2 separate regions of the Homo sapiens genome follow, and region 2 is linked to region 1. Evidence: chromatin contacts called from ENCODE POLR2A ChIA-PET data. All regions are on one chromosome and are shown on one strand. The core of a region is the stretch at or near the end of the contact, and the rest is flanking DNA. Distances in the headings are between cores, read along the strand shown.

The links. ChIA-PET counts read pairs that join two places held with the same protein, here RNA polymerase II (POLR2A).
Region 2: POLR2A ChIA-PET joins it to region 1 with 25 read pairs in H1. The contact joins the enhancer-like site here to the promoter of NMRK2 in region 1. POLR2A ChIA-PET finds 5 or more read pairs at or near these places in 5 of 52 experiments (H1, HEK293, HEK293T and 2 more).

What each region holds. Positions count from the first base shown.
Region 1 is chr19:3,929,290-3,935,796 of GRCh38, forward strand. It overlaps NMRK2 (nicotinamide riboside kinase 2), which reads left to right and starts at 3,780. Exons shown (of 8, transcript NM_170678.3): 1 at 3,780-3,889; 2 at 4,169-4,408. The coding sequence starts at 4,383.
Region 2 is chr19:3,824,507-3,831,013 of GRCh38, forward strand. It overlaps ZFR2 (zinc finger RNA binding protein 2), which reads right to left. Exons shown (of 19, transcript NM_015174.2): 6 at 2,965-3,147; 7 at 724-901. Among named protein-coding and RNA genes, the nearest start is that of ZFR2, 41 kb to the right of the region's middle. Within about 2 kb of position 4,090, at least 2 of the 41 ENCODE cell types and tissues checked have a DNase peak (open chromatin) inside an H3K27ac peak, as active enhancers do.

The DNA.
Region 1 (6,507 bases), core at 2,530-5,029:
ATTCATTTCGGGGCACAGGGGGTCCAGTCCCTCACACCACTCCCAGCCCAAGGGGTGGGCTCAACCCAGGGACCTGGGGCCTTCCTGGGGACCAGGAGGAAGGGACCTTTCTGATCAGAGAACTAATACACAAGCAGCCGTCAGCCAAGCCAGCAGGAGGAGGGGTGTCCCCGGCAGAGTGACCCACGGGGAGCAAGGCCTGGGGCAGCCAGAGAGGGGCCTGAGGGCCGGATCGGCGCCACCAGTGTTGCAGAAAAACCCAGGACGAAATTAAAGTCTTCATCATTTGGTCACTTTCTTTTTATTATCATAATTACTTTTTTTTTTTTTTGAGACGGAGTCTCACTCTGTCACCCAGGCTGGAGTGCAGTGGCACAATCTCAGCTCACTGCAACCTCTGCCTCCCGGGTTCAAGCAATTCTCCTGCTTCAGCCTCCCGAGTAGCTGGGATTACAGGCGCGCGCTACCACGCCCGGCTAATTTTTGTATTAAGTAGAGATGGGGTTTCGCCATGTTGGCCAGGCTGGTCTCGAACTCCTGACCGCAGGTGGTTCTCCTGCTTTGGCTTCCCAAAGTGCTGGGAGTACAGGGGTGAGCCACCGTGCCCAGGCTTTTTTTTTTTTTTTTAATCAGGGTTTTCCTCTGTTGCTCAGGCTAGAGTGCAGTGATGCAATCTCAGCTCACTGCAGCCTCAACCTCCTGAGCTCAAGGGATCCTTCTGCCTCAGCCTCCCAAGTAGCTGGTACTACAGAAGCAGGCCACCACACCCAGCTAATTTTTTTTTTTTTTGGTAGAGATGGTGGGGGGCAAGGAGGCGGGGGTCTCACAACGTTGCCCAGACTGGTCTTGAACTCCTGGCCTCAAGCGATCCTCCCACCTTGGCCTCCTAAAATGCTGGGATTACAGTAGTGAGCCACTGCAAACATTTCTTTTTTTGAGACGGAGTCTGGCTCTGTCGCCCAGGCTGGAGTGCAGTGGCGCCATCTCGGCTCACTGCAAGCTCCACCTCCCGGGTTCATGCCATTCTCCTGCCTCAGCCTCCTGAGTAGCTGGGACTACAGGCGCCTGCCATCGTGCCCACCTAATTTTTTGTATTTTTAGTAGAGACAGGGTTTCACCGTGTTAGCCAGGATGGTCTCAATCTCCTGACCTCGTGATCCGCCTGCCTCGGCCTCCCAAAGTGCTGGGGTTACAGGCGTGAGCCACCGCGCCCGGCCAAACAGACACTTTTTTAATAAATCAAGATGAGAGTCACTTAATATAAAATTAACCATTTTTTTGTTTTTTCATTCTTTTTGAGATGTAGTCTCACTCTGTCGCCCAGGCTGGAGTGCAGTGGCGCGATCTCAGCTCACTGCAAGTTCCGTCTCCCGGGTTCACGCCATTCTCCTGCCTCAGCCTCCCGAGTAGCTGGGACTACAGGCGCCCGCCACTGCGCCCAGCTAATTTTTTTTTTGTATTTTTAGTAGAGACGGGGTTTCACCGTGGTCTCGATCTCCTGACATCGTGATCCGCCCACCTCAGCCTCCCAAAGTGCTGGGATTACAGGCGTGAGCCACCATAGCATACCCGGCCTAAAATTAACCATTTTTAAGAGTACATTCTTCACAATGTTTTGCAAATACCACCTCTATTAAATTCCAGAACATTCCATTACCCCAAAAGTAAATCTGTCCCCAGCAGCCACAGTCATCCCCACCCACCTCCCCCAGCCCCTGGCACCCACGCGTCCCCTTCCTGTCCTCGTGGATTGACGTGTCCTGGGCATTTCATGTAAATGGGATCACTGCACCGTGGGGCAGTGAGGTCGCTAATCAATACCCTGGGACCTGGGACTGCTTGGGGACTGGCAGGCATTTGTAGCCCCTGTGGCTTCTCCCTCTCCTTCCTGCCGGGGTGGGCTGGCACAGGGAGGCCTCCCAGAGGTGCCCTGCCAGGGCCTTTATCTGGGCATGTCACTGTCACCTGAGGCCCTGGGCCACGTGCCCCACCAAGAGGCTGCCAGGAAATTCTTGCCACCGAAACTGGGCCAGAGGTGAAGCCCAGGAGCCGGGCTTTCCTGGGTGCCTGCTTGAGCACCTGGAGGAGCTCTGGCCACAGACATAGCCACCCCGCTGCACTGCCACAGATCCTGTGGCTGACTGCTTTTTCTGAGCTTTCCTCATGAATACCCCAAGATTTCCAGTCCATTTTGCAAAAGCTCTTGAAGTCCAGGGTCACAATTCTGTTAACAGGACTCATAAAGTACATCATTGGTCGGGCGTGGTGGCTTAAGCCTGTAATCCCAGTACTTTGGGAGGCCAAGGAGGAAGGATCACTTGAGGCCAGGAGTTAGAGACCCGCCTAGGCAATGTAACAAGACCTCATCTCTTAAAAATTCTCTCTCTCTTTGGTGTATTGATCTCTTACTGCATACAGACATACAAACTTGGCCATCCTATCACCCCACCTTCCTAGTCACTTCCCATCCTCTGATCACCCCCCTGCTCCTGGGCTATAATTTCCCACTTTTCCTTGTATTGGTGGAAAGGGAGAAGATTGAATTCAATCTCCCTCCCATACTACAAAACCCCATGGTAGTAGTCCCTCACCCGCCTCAACAAAGTCAGCCTTACTGTTTTAAGAAGCATCAGAAAAATTATTTTCTGGTGGGGAGAGGCGTCACATGCCTGTAATCCCAGCACTTTGGGAGGCCGAGTTGGAGGAATCATCACGTGAGGCCAGGAGTTCAAGACCAACCTGGGCAACATGGCAAGACCCCATCTCTACAAAAAATTTTAAAGTTAGGTGTGGTGGTGCGAACCTGTAGTCTCAGCTGCTCGGGAGGCTGAAGCAGAAAGATCGCCCCAGTGTGAGAAGTTGAGGCTGCAGTGAGCTGTGATCACATCACCACACTCCAGCCTGGGCCACAGAGCGAGACCCTGTCTCAAAAAATTCAAAAATGTAGGCTGGGCATGGTGGCTCACACCTGTAATCCCAGCACTTTGGGAGGCCTGAGGCGGGCAGATCACCTGAGGTCAGGAGTTCAAGACCAGCCTGGCCAACATGGTGAAACCCCGTCTCTACTAAAAATACAAAAATTATCTGGGCGTGTTGGTGCTCGCCTGTAATCCCAGCTATTGGGGAGGTTGACGAAGGAGAATTGCTTGAACCTGGAAGGCAGAGGTTACAGTAAGCCAAGATGGTACCACTGCACTCCAGCCTGGGTGACAGAGCAAAACTCTGTTTCAAATTTATTTATTTTTATTTTATTTTATTTTATTTTTTTGAGACGGAGTCTCGCTCTGTCGCCCAGGTTGGAGTGCAGTGGCACAATCTCAGCTCACTGCAACCTCTACCTGCCAGGTTCAAACGATTCTCCTGCCTCAGCCTCCCAAGTAGCTGGGACTACAGGCGTGTGCCACCATGCCCAGCTAATTTTTTTTGTATTTTTAGTAGAGACGGGGTTTCACCATGCTGGCCAGGCTGGTCTCGAACTCCTGACCTCGTGATCCGCCCGCCTCGGCCTCCCAAAGTGCTGGGATTACAGGCGTGAGCCACTGCACCCGGCTCCATCTGAAATTAAAAAAAAAAAATTAAAACATTTAATAAGAGAATACTTTTTCCCTTTACCAGTAGAAGAGAGAAGCAGCAGAGTGTCATTCCTCCCCATTACCCCCTCCCCGCCCCGCCGGCCCCCAGTCAAATGACTCCACCCACAAGGCAGGCACGGGATGAATGGTCCCTGGTGTCACGCTGAGATCCTGTGGCTGGGCCCCCGGTCACCTGGGCAAGGCTATCTTGTGATTCACTGCTAAGGATCTTAAGCCCACCTTGGCCCTGACCTCGTTGGAAAACGAAGCTCCCCGCAGGGTCCCGGCCTCTAGGGCTGCTGTGCGGGCGGGGGTGGGTGAGTTCGCTTCCTTGACGCCACGAGAACCAGTCTTAATGTCAGGGTCAGGCCATAGGACACAGAGAGCGGGATATTTTTAGGGAGGGAAAAGTGTGGGGCTGCTGATCTGAGCTCTCTGGCCAGGAGGAGGGAAGAGGGTGGGGGTGGAGAGGAGGGAGGAGGGGGTAAGAAGGGGAGGAGAGGGGAGGAGGGAGTGGAGAGAGGGCAGGGAGGTGGGAGGAGGGAAGAGGCAGCCCCCTGCCCGGCCAGCTCGTGACTAATTTAGGCAAAAGGCAGCCTGGAGCTATTTCCATTCGGCGGCGGGAACAGGTGCCGGCGCCTCCGCCCCATCCCCAGGGGCCGCCTCCCCCGGGGCGGCCTCCAGGCTGCCGAGACCTATAAAGGCGCCAGGTTTTCTCAATGAAGCCGGGACGCACTCCGGAGCGCACTGCGTGGTCGCACCCTACCCGGGCTGCCTTGGAAGTCGTCCCCGCCGCCCCTCCGCACCGGCATGAAGCTCATCGTGGGCATCGGAGGGTGAGCGCCGGGGGACCTGGTGGGCGGCCCTGCGGGGCAAAGCCCCCTGTGCGCGCAGAGGGGGAGGCCCGGGAATGAATGGAGGGATGCCTGGCGCCTGAGGTCACCTACACGCCGCCCGAGGTCAGAGTGCAGGGAGGATTTTCTGCCCTGGGGGTCTCGGTGTCCCCAGTGGGAAGGGGGGCTGGACACTGAGCCCAGTGTTTCATTTTTTAAATGGAAATGATTCCCGCCACCTTCCAATTATACTCAGCATAAAAAAAAAATAGACCAGACACGGTGGCTCAGGCCTGGAATCCTGGCACTTTGGGAGGCCGAGGCGGGTGGATCACCTGAGGTCAGGAATTTGAGACCAGCCTGGCCAACACGGTGAAACCCCGTCTCTACTAAAAATACAAAAATTAGCTGGGCACGGTGGTGCATACCTGTAATCCCAGCTACTGGGGAGGCTGAGGTGGGAGAATCGCTTGAATCCGGGAGATGGAGGTTGCAGTGAGTGCGATCATGCCACTTCACTCCAGCCTGGGCGACAGAGTGAGGCTGTGTCTCAAAAAAAAAATCAGTAGGGACAGAAAATTAACTAAAGCTCCAGTGAACCCTCCTCCCGCCTCGTGGCTGTCCTGGCTAAATCGGGGACTGACACGTGGGCAGGTGGGATGGGGTCCCCAAAATGTCATTCCACATGACTGTGCCTTTGGAGCCTCTCTCAGGCGACCTCAGGCTAGAAGAGATTCAAACTCTCTGTAACCAGCACGGCTGGCTTTGTGGGGCTCACACCCCCGCCTCAGAAGGGACGGGAGCTTGGTCTAATGCTAGCCGGACTCCCTCTTGAATTTCATATTTTTTGTTTTTTGGGGTTTTTTTTTTTGGGGGGGGGGTGTTGTTGTTGCCGTCGTAGTTTGAGACAGAGTCTTGCTCTGTTGCCCCAGGCTGGAGTGCAGTGGTGTGATCTCGGCTCACTGCAAGCTCCGCCTCCCGGGTTCAAGCAATTCTCCTGCCTCAGCCTCCCAAGTAGCTGGGATTACAGGCGTGAACCACATGCCTGTCTAAACTTTGTGTTTTTAGTAGAGATGGGGGGTTTCACCATGTTGGCCAGGCTGGTCTCGAACTCCTGACCTCAAGTGATCCAACTGTCTCAGCCTCCCAAAGTGCTGGGATTACAGGCGTGAGCCACCGTGCCCTGCCCCTAATATTTTTCGAGTAAGAAGCCTCGAATTTTCATTTTGCACTCAGCGCTGCAAATGTCACAGCCCACCCGGGGCACAAAATAACTTGGATTCATGTCAGGCACTTTCTTTTTATTTTTATTTAAAAAATTATTAATACCTGGGGGCTTACATTTTAAAAATTGGGTTTTAAATTTTATAATACAGATGGGAGTCTCACTATGTTGCCTAGGCTGGTCTGAAACTCCCAGGATCAAGTAATCCTCCTGCCTCAGCCTCTCCAAATGCTGGGATTACAGGTGGGAGCCACCACACCTGAGCAACATTAGGCATTTTTCTAACCTGCCTCTTCTGGATATGATATAGGTGTCCTCTTTTTCCGTCAGTCTTTTTTTTTTTTTTTTTTTTTTGAGACAAAATCTCGTTCTGTCACCAAGGCTGGAGTGGAGTGGCACAATCTCAGCTCACTGCAACCTCTGACTCCTGAGTTCAAGCGATTATCTTGCCTCAGCCTCCCTAGTAGCTTGGATTATAGGCACCCACCACTACGCCCAGCTAATTTTTGTATTTTTACTAGAGACAGGGTTTCACCAGGTTGGCCAGTCTGATCGCAAACTCCTGACCTCAGGTGATCTGCCTGCCTCTGCCTCCCAAAGTGCTGAGATTACAGGCATGACCCACCACGACCAGCTAAAATTGTTTATATTATCTATTTATGTATTTATTTATTTATTTAAAGACAGGGTTTCACTCTCACCCAGACTGAACTGCAGTGAGGTGATCACAGCTCACTGCAGCCTCGAACTCCCAGGCTCAGGCGATCCTCCCATCTCAGCCTCCCAAGTAGCTAGGACTACAGGCATGCACCACCACACCTGGCTAGTTTTTAATTTTTTGTTAAGATGGGGTCTTACTATGTTGCCCAGGCTAGTC
Region 2 (6,507 bases), core at 2,840-5,339, 100 kb before region 1:
CTGATTCTGAGCCCAATTTGTTCACCGTGAGCACCAGGGCATGCAGGGGAGCACAGTGGAGGTGGCAGCCCAGGGAACCCTGTAGGTGCAGGGTGAGGGCTTCCAGAGAACCCCAGCACCCGGCACCAGGCCAGATTCTACCAGAAGAGGCCGGGCGCAGTGGCTTACGCCTGTGATCCCAGCACTTTGGAATGCCGAGGCTGGTGGATCACTTGAGGTCAGGAGTTCGAGACCAGCCTGGCCAACATGGTGAAACCCTGTCTCTACGAAAAATACAAAAATTAGCCGGGCGTGGTGGTGCATGCCTATAGTCCCAGCTACTCAGGAGGCTGAGGCAGGAGAATCGCTTGAACCCAGGAGGCAGAGGTTGCAGTGAGCTGAGATCGCACCACTGCACTCCAGCCTGGAGGACAGAGCGAGGCTCCATCTCAAACCAAAACAAAACAAAAAAACTCTACAGGAAGAAATGGCATTACCATTTTATTGGTTCTGCCAGCACTCTCTGGAAATGGTCTCAAAGGGTCTCCAAGGTTCAGGGCGGTGTGGGCCAGTGGGAGGCCATCTTGCTCTGCAGGAATAAGGGAGAGACGGCACCAGCCAGCCCCTCACCACCCCCCGGGAAGACATGACGAAAATCGACTGGATGGTAGATTTTCTCACGAAACTTTCACTAGGCGGCCAGGGCTCTGGTGGGTACACGAACACGCATACAGACACACGTACCCTCGCATAAGGCCTTCGAGGCCACGGGTCTCTTGGCCAGCGCTGGCCTGCTCGAGGCACACACGCTGGGGCCAGTGGGGGACGTGGGCTTGGCCTCTGCCCCGGGGGGGCTCTCTGTGGCCAGTGCAGGCTCGAGGGTGGGAATGGGCTTCCCCAGTTTGGCGTGCAGCTTGAAGACCTGCAACAGACAGAGCCGGGCTCCCGCGTGAGGGCCGCTCCCAGCCTGATGGCCTTTTTCAAGAGGCAGGAAGGGCCTCCACGGGCGTGCAGCGCGAGTGTGGGCTGGCCGGTCCCAGGGACCCCCCTCTCTTCTCTCCTCCTGCTCTCTGGATAACACCCACTCCAGAAGGCCCTTCCCAGGTGGCCTCCTGCCTTGCACACGTGCTTGTGACTTCTCTAGCACGGTGACACTCCTCTAGTGTGTGAGCACGTGGCTCACCGGCTCACACGGACGCTCTTCCTCCTCCTCCACCACGTGGGCTGCCAGGTGGGGCCGTTTCTCAGCCTCCCAAGCCCCAGCCTAGTGCTCCCTGACTGCCCGGGACTCAGCATGTGTGGATGGATGGTGGGTGTGCACGTGTCCCTGGACGGACACCCACGTTCTGCACGCACGTGTGCACATGGTCACGTCCGTATTCTGGCCGTGCCCCATTCTCAGCACCTCTAGGTACAAGGTGTTTCTGGCAAAGGTTCCGTGTGCACAGGGCCACTGTGTGTGTGCTGGGGACCATCTCAGACACACTTCCCAGCTCTGTCTCTGACACGCTGTACCCTGGTACAAGACCTGCCCTGTACCCCCCAACCCCACAACGGGCAGCAGGGCCTGCCTGACCCCCAGACTGAGCCCCAGCCTGTGGGGGTGACACCTGCAGCTCTGCCCCACCGGCCCCTAGCTCTCCGGTCCCCAGGCCAAGTCTCCTTCCCCCGTTTCTCTGCCCCGCTCCTTCCCTCCTCCATGCCTCCCTGCTCATTCCTCTTTCCCCTGTGGGTTCACACGGGCCCTCAGCAAGCTGTCCTGAGCCGAGCCAGGGAATGAGGCCCTGGATGAGCCTCCAGGCAGCTGGGGGAGAGAAGCCAGGTCCTCAGCCAGGCCTCTCAGGGTGGCTCAGCCTGACAGCCCGGGCTACAGCACAAGCCAGCTGTCCCCTCCCTGCTCTCAGGTGGGGACTCCATCCCCTCCCCGCCGAACATGACGAAACCCAGGCCTCTTTTTTTTTTCTTTTGGCGACAGAGCCTTGCTCTGTCGCCCAGGCTGGAGTGCGGTGGCGAGATCTCAGCTCACTGCAACCTCCACCTACCGGGTTCAAGCAATTCTCCTGCCTTAGCCTCCTGAGTAGCTGAGATTACAGGCACGCACCCACCACGCCCGGCTAATTTTTGTATTTTTCAGTAGAGACGGGGTTTCACCATGTTGGCCAGGCTGGTCTCAGGCTCCCAACCTCATGCGATCCACTCGCCTCGGCCTCCCAAAGTGCCGGGATTACAGGCGTGAGGCACCACGCCCGGCCTGACCCAGACCTTACTAAGGCCTCAGGAGAACAGTGATACTACAGCAGGGAGTGTGAAGAGCAAGACCTCAAAGGGAACACAGCATTGGGTCTCATCACAGGGCAAGCCCTGTCTGTCACCACGCCCGAATGCCAAGCTTTCTTGGAAGTCCGGGTGTGAGTGTCTCGGCCACTTCATGTTTTTGTGCAATGAGCAGGAACCCTTTTTATAAGTGGAAAGGAGTCCCCGCACGGTGGCTCACGCCTGTAATCCCGGCACTTTGGGAGGCTGAGGCGGGCAGATCACTTGAGGTCAGGAGTTCGAGACCAGCCTGGCCAACATGGTGAAACCCCGTCTCTACTGAAAACACAAAAATTAGCCGGGTGCGGTGGCGGATGCCTGTGATCCCAGCTACTCAGGAGGCTGAGGCATGAGAATTGCTTGAACCCAGGAGGCAGAGGTTGCAGTGAGCCGAGATTGTGCCCCTGCATCCCAGCCTGGGGAACAGGACGAGACTTTGTCCCCATTAAAAAAAATAATAAAATGAAAACTAAAATAAAATAACTGGAAAGGAGTTTGGATCCTTGAAGATGAGGACGCATGGGCCTGGGCGGCTGGCCCTTGGGGCGCGCTCCACTTGGGGAGGCTTCTCCCAGCTCCCTCTGATCTCCCCAGGTACCTCTGTGGGTCCCAAGTGCTGACCTGGGGGCCTTCTCCCCAGGGTGGCAGAGCCTGGGCCGGGCGGGGCCGTACCTTCTGGTGCTTGGATCCCCGGATGTGGGCCGCGTAGGCGTCCGCCCCGGTGCAGGACACGGCGCACAGGTCGCAATGCAGCTGCGCCTGCACCCCGCGCGGGCTCCCGTTGGGCTGCACGCCTGTCTTCTGGGCCGCCTCCTTCTTTCTGTGCTTCTGCCCTCCCAGATGTTCCCGGTAGGTCTGCGGCAAGGGGTGAGAGGCAGCCTGGGCGGGGGTTTGCACACTGGCCACTGTCCCCTCCCCTGCAGGCCCCCGGCTTAGCGCGAGGGAACTCGGTGGTAACAGAGGCCCGCTGTCCCCAACCCTCCATTCCCTGGTGCCATGGAGGTTCCAGTGTCCCTTTATTTTTCTTATTTTTATTTTTTGAGATGGAGTCTCGCTCTGTTGCCCAGGCTGGAGTGCAGTGGCACGATCTCAGCTCACTGCAACCTCTGCCTCCTGGGTTCAAGTGATTCTCCCGCCTCAGCCTCCTAAGTACCTGGGACTACAGGCGGGTGCCACCACACCCGGCTAATTTTTGTATTTTTAGTAGAGACGGGGTTTCACTCTGTTGGCCAAGCTGGTCTCGAACTCCTGACCTCAAGTATCTACCTGCTTTGGCCTCCCAAAGTGCTGGGATGACAGGAGCGCACCACCGCGCCCAGCCTATCTTCTTACTATAGACGTCTCAAATTTTTTTTTTTTTTTTCGAGACAGGGTCTCACTCTGTCACCCAGGCTGGAGTGCAGTGGCGTGATCTCAGCTCACTGCAACCTCCACCTCCTGGGTTCAAGCGATTCTCCCGCCTCAGCCTCCCAAGTAGCTGGGACTACAGGTGCACACCACCACGCGTAGCTAATTCAAGTGTCCCTTTATGAAGCCCACGTAACAAACCCACAGGCTCAGACTGCTAGACATAAGGTTTCTTCCTTCTTCTGGAATTCAAGGAGTTTCTTTGGAAAGCATGCTCCATGCATCACACATTCCTTTTGGGGGCTGCTGTATACAGAAAATTCTGACTTCAGAATTCAACGTCAGAAACCAAGCAAGGGCACCTGCTGCCCGAAGGATAGTCACGTACACTTCCATCTTAGGAAACTGCTAATAGACACAGGGGCTCCACCCGGGGGAAGCCACCGTGAGTCACAGGCCTACGCATCCGGTACTACTGGGCCCAAAATATCTGATTGCGTCTGGGGAAGCGACAGCCAAGCCCTTAGGCAGAATCCTGGGTGTGCTGCTTGAAATCCTCAAATGAAGCCGGCCACAGACAAGACGTGGCAGGAGGGCCACGAAACCAACACGCCCTGACAATGCCAAGAATAAACATTCTGCAGACTGAAAAATGCCCCTGAAAATACTGGGGCACAGTGGGCACTGCCCCGTCACCTGCAGGCCACCGGCTTGGCACACAAGAACTCAGAGACATTGTCTGGTTTTAGGGAAGAAAAATAGGACGTGGGAGAGGCATACATTTTACTGTATGCATGCTCTCTGGAACTTAGGAATCTTTTTTTTTTTTTTTTTAAGACGGAGTCTTGCTCTGTTGCCCAGGCTGGAGTGCAGTGGCGCGATCTCAGCTCACTGCAGCCGCCGCCTCCCAGGTTCACGCCATTCTCCTGCCTCAGCCTCCCAAGTAGCTGGGACTACAGGCGTCTGCCACCACGCCTGGCTAATTTTTGTATTTTTAGTAGAGACGGGGTTTCACCATGTTGGCCAGGCTGGTGTTGAACTCCTGACCTCAGGCGATCCTCCCACCTCAGCCTCCCAAAGTGCTGGGATTACAGGTGTGAGCTACCACGCCCAGCCTGGAATTTAGCAGTCTTGAACCTCATAAATATATTACCTAAGCAATAGAATAAATACGCATCCCTGTGCACACATACTAACTTAGAAAGAGAGACTGCCTGTGGAATAGAGAAGACTCTGGAAGGATACACACCAAGATGCTACCGCTAAATCATTTCAGGGTGGAGGGATTATGGGGGACTATAGGTAGGTTTGTGTGTGTGTGTGTGTGTGTGTGTGTTTTGTTGTTGTTGTTGTTGTTGGTTTTTGGGGGGTTTTGTTTTTTTGTGGACAAAGGGTCTCGCCCTGTCGCCCAGGCTGGGGTGCAGTAGCGTGATCATAGCTCACTGCAGCCTTGGACTCCTGGGCTCAAACGATCCTCCCACCTCAGCCTTCAAAGTGGCCAGGACTATAGGTGCGTACCACCATGCCCAGCTAATTTTTAAATTTTTTTTAGAGACAGGGTTTCACCCATGTTGCCCAGGCTGGTCTCGAACTCCTGGGCTCAAGCGATCTACCGGCTTCGGCCTCCCAAGGTGCTGGGATTACAGGCATGAGGCACTGCACCCAGCCAGTAGGCTGTCTTTGTGCACTTTTGGCGTATACTGCAGTAATTAGCCACGTGGGCTTCAACACATCTTGGTTTGATTTCTGCCTGGGTCACTAAAACTGACTCTGAGTTCCTCAAAGTACTGACCCTTTCTGAGCCTCTGGGATTTTATCTGCCACACAGAGATGGTAGCCACAAGGCAGATATAAGGATTAAATAACCCACACGGGCCTGGCGCAGGGACTCAGCTTGTCATCCTGGCACTATGGGAGGCTGAGGCAGAAGAATTCCTTGAGCTTAGGAGTTCGAGACCAGCCTGGGCAACATAGTGAGACCCTGTATCTACAAAAAAATTTTTTTTTAAATAGCCAGGCATGGTGGTGTGCACCTGTAATCCCAGCTACTCAGGAGGCTGAGGTAGGAGGATCGCTTGGGCCCAGGAGTTCGAGACTGGACCTGGGCGACATAGTGAGACCCCATCTCTATTGAAAATTTAAAAAATTAGCTGGGCATGGTGGTTCGTACCTGTCTCAGCTACTTGGAAGGCTGAGGGGAGGATCACTTGAACCCAGGAGGTGGAGGCTGTAGCGAGCTGTGATTGTACCACTGCACCCTAGCCTGAGCAACAGAGCGAGACTTTGTCTCCAAAAGAAACTCAAACTTCTATGCGAGCACTCTGCAAAGAAGGCCGGGGTCTCTCCCAGCATGAGACACAGTGGAGAGCTGCTGGAGGAAAGAGTCTGAGACAGGGAAAGGGTGATCTGGGGCGGGAGGGGTCCTGAGCAGGGACCGGCCCCCCATCCCCAGCTGGGTCAGGGGTCCTGATAACGGTGTCCTGAGCCTTCTCACACCTCTCCAGAGTCTGCGATTGCAGACTCCGTGTCTCTCCGCGGTCCAGAGCTTCCTTTCAGAGTATTAAAAACAAAAGAAGATCAGGGTGTGTGTTTTGCAAAGACAGAGCTCTAGGGTCTAATTATCTTTCCAGGAATTGAGCCCACGATCTCAGCTGGGTGATTTGCAAGCTTTAAAATCTCAAGCTCGTGTGTTTGGTAAAGATTCTTTCACGTATGTCCCAAACAAGCACTGCCAAGCACAAGCACGCATGCACACACACACACGGGCGCATGCACACACATACACATGCAGGCATACATGCGCACACATACACACACGCACACACATGCACACACATACACACACGCTTGCACACACAGGCACATGCA